Regions from separate parts of the Homo sapiens genome. Here region 1 is linked to region 2. A link is an interaction called in ENCODE POLR2A ChIA-PET data of the cell type or tissue named here. Cell type or tissue: HepG2. All regions are shown on one strand. Links, peaks and the distances in the headings refer to the core of each region. The heading gives the core; the rest is flanking DNA.

Region 1 (4,379 bases), core at 228-4,227, 280 kb before region 2:
GCAGACCAAGGGTTTCTGAAGGCAAGGGTGGCCTTAGGGGTGGGACATGCTCAGTTTTGAGCTTCCTGTGCGCTGAGGCCTTGACCAAGGGCCGGAGCCTATGTGGTCTCCCAGCTGACCACTCTTGTCCCCTGAGTCTTCTCCCAGGAGCTGGGCCACCCACAGAGGTGGATGCTGGGACGCTGCCCAAGGCTGAGGGGTGGGAGGTAACATCCACAGCTGCGCAGCTGGTGTAGTGCTGCCTGTGGGGCCAGTATCCTGGTGCCAGATCAAGGATGGCACAGTTGCCAGTGGCGTGGCTGAGCCCCGAGCCTGAGCCCCACAGTCCTCCCTCCCTCCCTCCCTGCTGGTGCCCGGCCCCTCACTGGGGTGTCTCACTTGCCCTGGGGTTGCTGTGCCTGGGGCGGCTCTGGACACTGAGTCCTCCCCACCCACAGAAGGGCTCTTTCCTGGGCCAGCTGGGCCTGGGAGGAGAGGGAAGGCAGAGCAGTGTGGGTGTGAGATGTCCTGGGGACCTTCCCCGATGACGTGGGGTAGAAGTCGGGTCGGACGCAGCACAGACTCAGTGCTCTGTCCACGTGAAACACGGCTTAAGCCAAACGACAAGCCTTTCTTTCAGAATCTCAAGATTCAGAGGTCTGTTGGAAGAGCCAGGGACGGTACCACCTTCCCTCTGAGCTTAAAGCTGAAATCCCAACCCAGCAGCGAGGAGGCGACCACCGGTGAGGCGGCCCCTGTGAGCGGCTACCGGGCATCTGTCTGGGTGTTCTGCACCATCAGTGGCCTCATCACCCTCCTGCCGGATGGGACCATCCACGGCATCAACCACAGCTTCGCGCTGACACTGTTTGGTTACGGAAAGACGGAGCTCCTGGGCAAGGTGGGGCTGCCCTGGGCGCCTGGCTCCCGTTCCCTGGGAGGAAGCTGCTGTGCTCTGCAGTGCGGGCTTGCGTGTGGCACAGGCCTCGCACCCGGCAAGCTCTCCAGCTCGCTCCTTTACCCAGGAAGGACCTTGGGTCCAGGGAGGGAGGTCCCTGCTCATGGCTGCCAAGCTCCTTCCTCTCCACCCTTCCCCAGCAACCACCGTCGGAGGGAGAGGAGCACTGTGCTTCGAAGCCCTGAGAGATCTGGTCTGACTGATGGACCAGGGTTTACGACACAACTGCGGGGGTTCATTTCTCACCCTAGTAGAAATACTAAAAAGTAGCTAAGCTGAATTGTAGTTACGTTAAATTTAAGTTAGTTAAAAAGCAGTTAGTGTTCTTCCTGGATGAGGGGTTCCCACAGGAGCTGAGGGCATTGAGACCTTGCAGGGATTTTGGGGGCATGGACACTTGTGCCCTCTGTGAGGTTAGAGCGGGTTCTGGCATTACAGCTATGGGCAGTGTCCCGGTGAGGGGGCCACACACAGGTTCAGAGGAAGCATCTGTCAGAGCAGCTCCTGGCCTGGGAGGAAGGCCCCACAGTCCTTCTGTCCTGGGTGCATGTCACTGTTCCGGCCACCAGTGAGCCGCGTGAGGTGAGGCTTGCAAACACAGGCTCCCAGATCCATCTAAACATGGGGCCAAAGGCCAGATGTCTGCTCCAAAGATGTGTCGATGTCACTGTAACTTGCCGCAGAGTATGTTTTTACCTTTTTCTTAAGGGGAAAATCACAGATCACATGTTGAGCATCTGAGGGGCTTCAGGTGCGTCGAAGGGCATTTGGCCCGAGGCCTTTCCTGACCTTAAGGGTGAACCCTCAGGGACTGGCTCTCCTTGTGTTCATTCCTCCCCCAGGGGGACGGTCCAGTGGGTCAGCGTGGATCCTCCAGGTTCTGAAATGTCCCTGCTTTGTTTTCTAGAATATCACTTTCCTGATTCCTGGTTTCTACAGCTACATGGACCTTGCGTACAACAGCTCATTACAGCTCCCAGACCTGGCCAGCTGCCTGGACGTCGGCAATGAGAGTGGGTGTGGGGAGAGAACCTTGGACCCGTGGCAGGGCCAGGACCCAGCTGAGGGGGGCCAGGGTAAGACGTCCTCTTCCTCCTGAATGCGCCTGTAGCTGCTGAGCCCCAGACAGCCCCATGCCTCTGAGACAGGGCTGGGAGGAGCAGGAGCTATTGTCCCTCCAGAGGCTCAGGGGTGGTGGGGGGCGGAGTAGGGGGTGACTGTTTTCTGGTTTGATGTTCCTCTCTGTCTCGGGGGCTGTGACATATTCTTATAAACATATGAGCATAGAGAAGAGAATAGAAAACCCCCCAAGAGTGCATCACCAGTGCCCATGATATCCGAGACACAGCATCCGAGACACAGCTAACTGACCGTCTTGTCTTTTCTAAGTAAACTTATATAGCTTCATGTAGTTTAAGTGAAGCCATGTAGCATATCGGATTACCGCTGACCCTTGAACAACTGGGTTTGACATTAGAGGGTCCACTTATACACAGATTCTTTTCAACCTCAGAAATCCAGTACTGGTGGGAGGTGAAGTTGGCGTATATGGAGGGCTGACTTTCCATGCACCTGCGTTCCACGGGTGGGCTGTGGGACTTGAGGGTGCTCGGATTTTGGCATTCTGGGGGTCCTGGAACCCATCCCCTGAGTGTACTGAGGGTTGACTGCAATTCCTAAATTGAATGTTCTACCAGTATTTCCTGGTTTAATTATGTTTATCCCACATAGTTTTAATTTAACATTTTAAATGATTTCAACAAATACTCCGAGTCCCTTTCATATGCACAGTCTTAGGTGTGTGGCTTGTGAAGACAGGGTGAGCACACTGCCTCCTGTCCCGAGGGACCCACTCTGGCTGGGAGCAATGAGGGGCAGTAGAACCCGCTGATGTCCTGGCAGGGCCCACGCCTGAGCTCCTGGTAAGGAGCAGGCCCCTGGCTGCTTCCACAGTGCTCATTCTTGTTGACAAGCATGGGGTGGGGGTGCGCCCTGTCCCTGGCTCTGCCCTGGTGGGGACCCCGGAACTCTGCCTCCAGGGCCTCTGCCCACCTGGAGCGTGGGCTCACTGGGTGTGGTTCTGGAGTTCCTGGGGCAGGCTGGGGCCCAAGGGTCCAGGTGATGGTGTGGCAGGGGTGTCAGGTGGGGGGGTCTCTGTTCTATGGAAGGACACAGTGGGGGTGAGAGAGAGAGAGTGGCCAGTGCTGGCAGAAAGCACAGCCACCTCGGGGCTCTGCATCGTGGTGGGGCCAGGCGGGTCGGCAGGTGCTGGCTTGCGAGGTTGTCCTGCATGCGGTCACTCGGGTATCGAATGAGTGCGAAAGTGGATTTAATACAGTCACTGAGAAAAACTACAGCTTCACGAGACTGACCAGCCTGGTGAGATAAACATTTACCGTCAGACACTCTTTAGCTGTCTGGGCATTGTGTGAGTTCTTTGGCACATGCGCCCAGCCTCCTTCCCCACAGGGTCTCGCCTGGGGCATTAGAAGCTGGATTGTAACATTTGTTTTAAAAGATACTTTGTTAGGCTGTTGGTTCTCCTTACAATCCCGGCTTTCCTTAGCATGTGGTTCCCTTCATTGTATCTGGGTTTTTCTATCTCAGTCTGTCCTTTATACAAGCTTTTTCCTCTAGCACTAATTATATTCCCCTTCCCCTTTTTCCAGAATTCCAAATTCTGACCTGTGCATGCATGCCTGTGTTGAGTACATGCTGTTTGTCGGATATTTGGTGGTGGGGGGAGGGGATCACATTTCTGTTACTCTCGCATTGTTTCCTTAGGATGAATTCTTAGAAGTGGAACTTCTGGATTCAGGGAATGAACACGTTTGCTAGTTACTGTCAAAAATGCCTCTTGGAGAAGTTATGCCGAACCACCCAACTGTCCTGGTCACAGAGCAGGCTTCTCTCGGCTTGGGGCTAGGGTTCTTTCTGGGGTCGTCCTTTTTTTTTTTTTTTTTTGAGACAGAGTTTCGCTCTTGTTGCTGAGGCTGGAGTGCAGTGGCACCATCTCGTCTCACTGCAACCTCTGCCTCCTGGGTTCAGGTGATTCTCCTGTCCCAGCCTTCCGAGTAGCTGGGATTACAGGGATGTAGCACCATGCCTGGCTAATTTTGTGTTTTTAGTGGAGACGGGGTTTCTCCATGTTGGTCAGGCTGGTCTCGAACTCCCAGCCTCAGGTGATCTGCCCGCCTCGGTCTCCCAAAGTGCTGGGATTACAGGTGTGAGCCACTGTGCGTGGCCTCCCAGGGTCCTTCCTAATGCAGGCTGCTTTCTCTCATGTAACCAAGAGACATACATTCATCCCCTACCACGTGCCAGGCTGCACTGCGTGCAGATGCCCCTGCGCTCACGGGGACTGGAGGGAGCCAGGTGACATGGAGCCCAGGAAGTGGCCAGAGCTCGGGAGGAAGGCAAAGAGGGGAAGAGGGCATGCAGT
Region 2 (4,379 bases), core at 152-4,151:
CAGTTTTGAAGAATGCCATCCAAGGGCGAGTCAGATGGAATTGAAGAATGAAATGGACCCATGTTGGGTTCAGATCAGGTACTACAAGATCCCCGAGGTGTCCCTGAGGGACTTGGACCTCACCTCTTCGGCTCACTCTATTCGGGGGCGTCTACCACAAATGGAGGGCCTGCCCTTGCCTGGACGACCACTCCAGGTGTGCCCGTGTTTGAGCGGTCAGCTCAGACCTAAGGTGAAGGAGAACTCACCCATAACTTGGGATGCGGTTCCCACTTGAAGTGGAATCCAAATGTGGGTCCGCAACCAGTGGAATGTGTCTGCGCAGAGTGGGGATCACTGCTGCTCATTTCCAAGGCATGGTTTACAGGGCATCAAGTGAAAGTGGACTTGCCACCCCAAAGGGCAATAGTAAATTCCCTCTTTTGTCTTGGCCTTCGGGTAACACCAGGTAGTGCCCTTGGCCAGAAACCTTCAATTGCCAAAGAGTACTCAAGCTGGTTCCCTGGCAGTTCAAAAACGGAAAAGAACCCTGGCTAATTCCTCACCCCTAAGGGCAGTGATGGAAAGATATCTCTTCTCTAGGGCTTCAGGATCCCACTGAAGAGTGGTCTTGGACAGAGCCCTCAGTTTCCGAGTAAAGAACCAGACCATCAAGGGAAGCAGGGAGGGAAAAGAAGGGAGAAATCCCAGTAAAGTCCTGTACGCACAACCGAGGTGCCTGGCGAGGTGTCGGAGCCCCAGCCTCGGGAAGGGGCCGACTCGAGGGCTGGTAAGAACTTACCAATGACAGTATGGGTTTGGAAGAGGAAAGTTTTATTAGGAAGAAAGAACGCTGCAGAGAAGTGCAGTGGGTGCCTCTGCCGGAGGACTCGGCACCACCAGGGATTTTCCTTAGGAGCATTTCTGGACCCCACGGCGGGAGCTGAAGGGTGATTTGCACAACAAATGCTACATTTGTAGACATTCTGGTGCCTTAGTGATGGCAGGGGGTGCACATTGATTTTCATCAGCCACGCATTCTGGAGATGTCTAGAAATTCTAGTTACTTATAAATGTTAGGTTGAAAGGAGGCCTGGAACCAGGTGCCAACTTTAGATGATGGGGAAGTTTAATTACTTCCAAATTCCTCAAATATGGAGCTTTGCCATGGATGGCCTGCCTGATGGTCACCAGGTGGTCTTAGCTGTCCTCAGCCAGCTCACGGGGCCTTCCCAGCTCTGCCTCCTGCCCACCCCCAAGCACACTCCCCTCTGCTCCAGTCAAACCCATGCGCCTGTGCCTTGGCATATGCTGCCCTCTCTGCCAGCAGTGCTTGCTCCTGTCTTTACTCAGCTCCCCCTCACTCCCCAGGGAGTCATCCCAATTGTCCAATGTCCTCAGCTGCCACCAGGCCACTCACCCCATCTGTTGCATCATCTGTTGACTGCCTGTCCTCCCTGGGGCGGGACCCCCTTTATGCAGCTCTGTGTGCCTGGCATGGCATGTGCGAGGGCATAGAAGATCTGGACACAGAGTTGGCTGACTGGTCCCGGAGGGTGGGTGGGCAGCCCTTGGAAAGCCAAGGAGGTGTGTGTGCTTTGTTCCAGAATGGAAGGTGTTGTTTGCTCATCCTTTGTCAAGGTAACCAGGAGAAGCTGTTGCAACCACCAAGGGAGGGTGTTTCCTCAGGCCGAGAGCTTATTGGGAGCTTCGGAGCTACGAACCACAGCAAGCTGCAGGGCAGGCAACTGACCTTTGTCACCCAGGAGTCCAGGGGATAAGGGCCACCTGGCCACGTGGCCAGGCCGTTCCAGCCAAGGCCAGCAGCAGCAGTGCCCTGGGAGTGGCCTCTCGCAGCTGTGAAACGGGAGCTGAGGGCACCACCTGCTCAGCTCAGCCGCCTTTCTGGGCCCTGGGGTGGGCCTGGGCTGGCAGGATGGGGCGTGAAGTCCGGGTCAGGACCCGGGACTGGCCTGCCTTGCCCTCCTGGGCAGGACTGACCTGGGGTTGTCTTAGTTCCCCAGATGAAGTCACCAGCGGAACCAGCCGGCCTGCTACCTGACACACAAGGCCAGGAACTGAGTATCTTTTAAAAGTTTAACTTGTTTTGTTATAACTGATATAAAATAATGCAAACAATTTCTTTGGGTCTGGTGCCTGTCTCACTAAGGCAGGCGAGCCTGTCGCCCTTAGGTGCTGTAGGGAGATGCTGTGCGGTCTGCCAGTCACACGTCCCCACCATGCACCATTTTAATTGAACCCCGGCTAAACCAGCCTATTGGGACATCCAGGCTGCAGGTGGCCATCAGGGCATTTGTCCTTCAACAGGCAGCAGCTGGGTCCCAAAAAGGGGAGGATTGGTGTAAAACCCACTGCCTTAACTGGAGGGCGGGACCCCTGGGCCGTGGGGCCTGTGCATGTGTAATGCAGTGGTGCCTTGAGGGTGTCCGGCACAAGTTGCCCCCTCCAGGTCACGGCCTGAATGGCAGGAGTTGGTTCTGGCAGGTGAGGGTCCTGCAGAACGGATGCCACCCAGTGGCTCCTGATGATAAGCCGTGTCCTGGGGTACCTGTTCTGGTGCTGTGTCCTGGGGTACCTGTTTGGGTGCTGTACCCAGGTCTGGTGTGCCACGAGGGCTGCCACCCATGCCTATGCTGTGACCCCATCCCTGGAACAACCCCTCCCATGCTGAGCCTGCTGCTGCATCCCTGCTCGGCACAGGTACCTATGCCCAGGACTGGGTGTAAAACCAAGTCCTGTGTGGACAGCCTGCCCGTGCAAAGCCAGGAGTCCAGCCAGGTGGAGGCAGGGCTGTCCCTGGACCTCTTATCTGTGAAGTGGAGGCAAGTTCTCCCCTGGGGTGACAGGGCAGAGGTCAGGGGCCACAGGTCATCACAGTAACGAGGGTTGTGGTGGAAAATTCCGGCTCCGCCTCTCCCACCTGGGCCAAGGCCGCCCTGACGCACTCTCCCCTCCCCATGCGACCCCGGCCAGCCCGAGGGTCCTCCCCGACAGGAGTGGGGGGTATGTGGAGCACCTCCCTGGGAGTCGGCACAGCCTCCTAAATGCTGGAGGACTCAGGAGCCACGACATCAGGGATTTCCAGGCAGCCTCCAGGGCTCCTTTCCCCAGGCGCCTCTGGCTGTGGCAAGTTCTTGGCATTGGTGGGTGGGGTGGGGGCAAGAGGTGGGTATAGAATCCAGCACTGCCTTCCTGGCGTTCACTCTGGGTTCCTAGAGGAGAGGAAGCCTTGGCCCCTGAAGACCTTCCCAAGCCCATGCCACAGAGATGTGAGCAGAGACCCCGTGTGGGGTTGGACAGGACAGGCCTGGCCCCCTTTCTGGAGGTGGCTGCAGGGGGCAGGACAGGTAGGGCCACCTCAACTGTGTGGCCCTGGCAGCTGCTTGTCCCACTGGGACCCCACGTCCTCATCTGCACAGCAGGGACACGCACTGGGGCAGCGAGGCCCACGGTGACTTGTGGGGAGAGGGCAACAGTGACTTGTGGGGAGAGGGCAACAGTGACTTGTGGGGAGAGGGCGACTGTGACCTGTGGGGAGAGGGCAGCTGCCCATTGCCGCAGTTTCTGGGCTTTGCTCCTGGGCCCCCGACCTGTCCCCCACCAAACTGGAGGGCCCCAGCACCCCAATTCCAGGACAGCCCATCACCCTCTTCTCCCAAGTGACTGTAGAATCTGAACCGGAAAGTAGAACAGATGATGAAGAAGATGCCCGGGCAGGTGTGGCCTCAGACTCTGCTGGGGCTGGCCCCATCTGCCGCCCCTGCCCTGCCTTCATGAGGCCAGCATTCTGGATACTGGGGAGTTCTGCTGGGGAAACAGCACCCTCCACACATCTCAGTGGTGATCAGTGGGTGCGGGGTGCATTGCAGCTCCCAGAATATGTGTGTCCTAGAACTAACCTCTGTGAAACTGACCTTGTACTAGGGTCTTTGCCAACGTGATCAGGTTAAGGGCATACTGGATGAGGGTGGGCCCTAGCCCAGATGAGGTAGGAGGCCAGCAGGAGTCATACTCCGGACTGGACTGAAGACAGGCCAAAAGCAGCAAGCAGCATGGAGGACACCCTCTGGCCACCCTCACTGCCCATCAGCCAAAACACCCCCCACCAACACCAGGACAGTTTACAATGGCACGGCAATGCACGGAAGTCATGGCCCATTTCCGTGGCAACAACTGGAAGTTACCGCCCATTTTCTAGCAATTTCTGAATAACCTGCCCCTTCATTTGCATGTCACTAAAAGTGGGTATAAATATGGCTGCCAATCACCCCCACATGTGGCTCACTGCTTATGGGTAAGCCTGCAGCACTGCCACTGCCTCCCCGAAGCTGCTTCCTTCCACTACCTGCTGGCTCTTGAATTCTTTCCTGAGCAAAGCA

What was found. ChIA-PET counts read pairs that join two places held together with the same protein. Peaks named below come from ENCODE experiments on the same cell type or tissue, not always from the same donor. Only the 100,000 strongest peaks of a DNase experiment are listed, where the experiment ranks them.
Region 1: POLR2A ChIA-PET joins it to region 2 with 5 read pairs; 2 of 35 experiments call an interaction of 5 or more read pairs at or near these places.

The regions. Positions count from the first base shown.
Region 1 is chr2:241,133,505-241,137,883 of GRCh38, reverse strand. PASK (PAS domain containing serine/threonine kinase) reads left to right here. Exons shown (of 18, transcript NM_015148.4): 7 at 620-880; 8 at 1,845-2,013. Among named protein-coding and RNA genes, the nearest start is that of PASK, 14 kb to the left of the region's middle. In HepG2, for the core only: no CTCF peak of the experiment used is centred there; a DNase peak (open chromatin) is centred at 1,933.
Region 2 is chr2:240,854,922-240,859,300 of GRCh38, reverse strand. No RefSeq gene overlaps it. Among named protein-coding and RNA genes, the nearest start is that of AGXT, 12 kb to the left of the region's middle. In HepG2, for the core only: a CTCF peak has its summit at 2,468 (motif pointing left); DNase peaks (open chromatin) are centred at 1,700 and 2,460; H3K4me3 peaks cover 481 bases; H3K27me3 peaks cover 394 bases.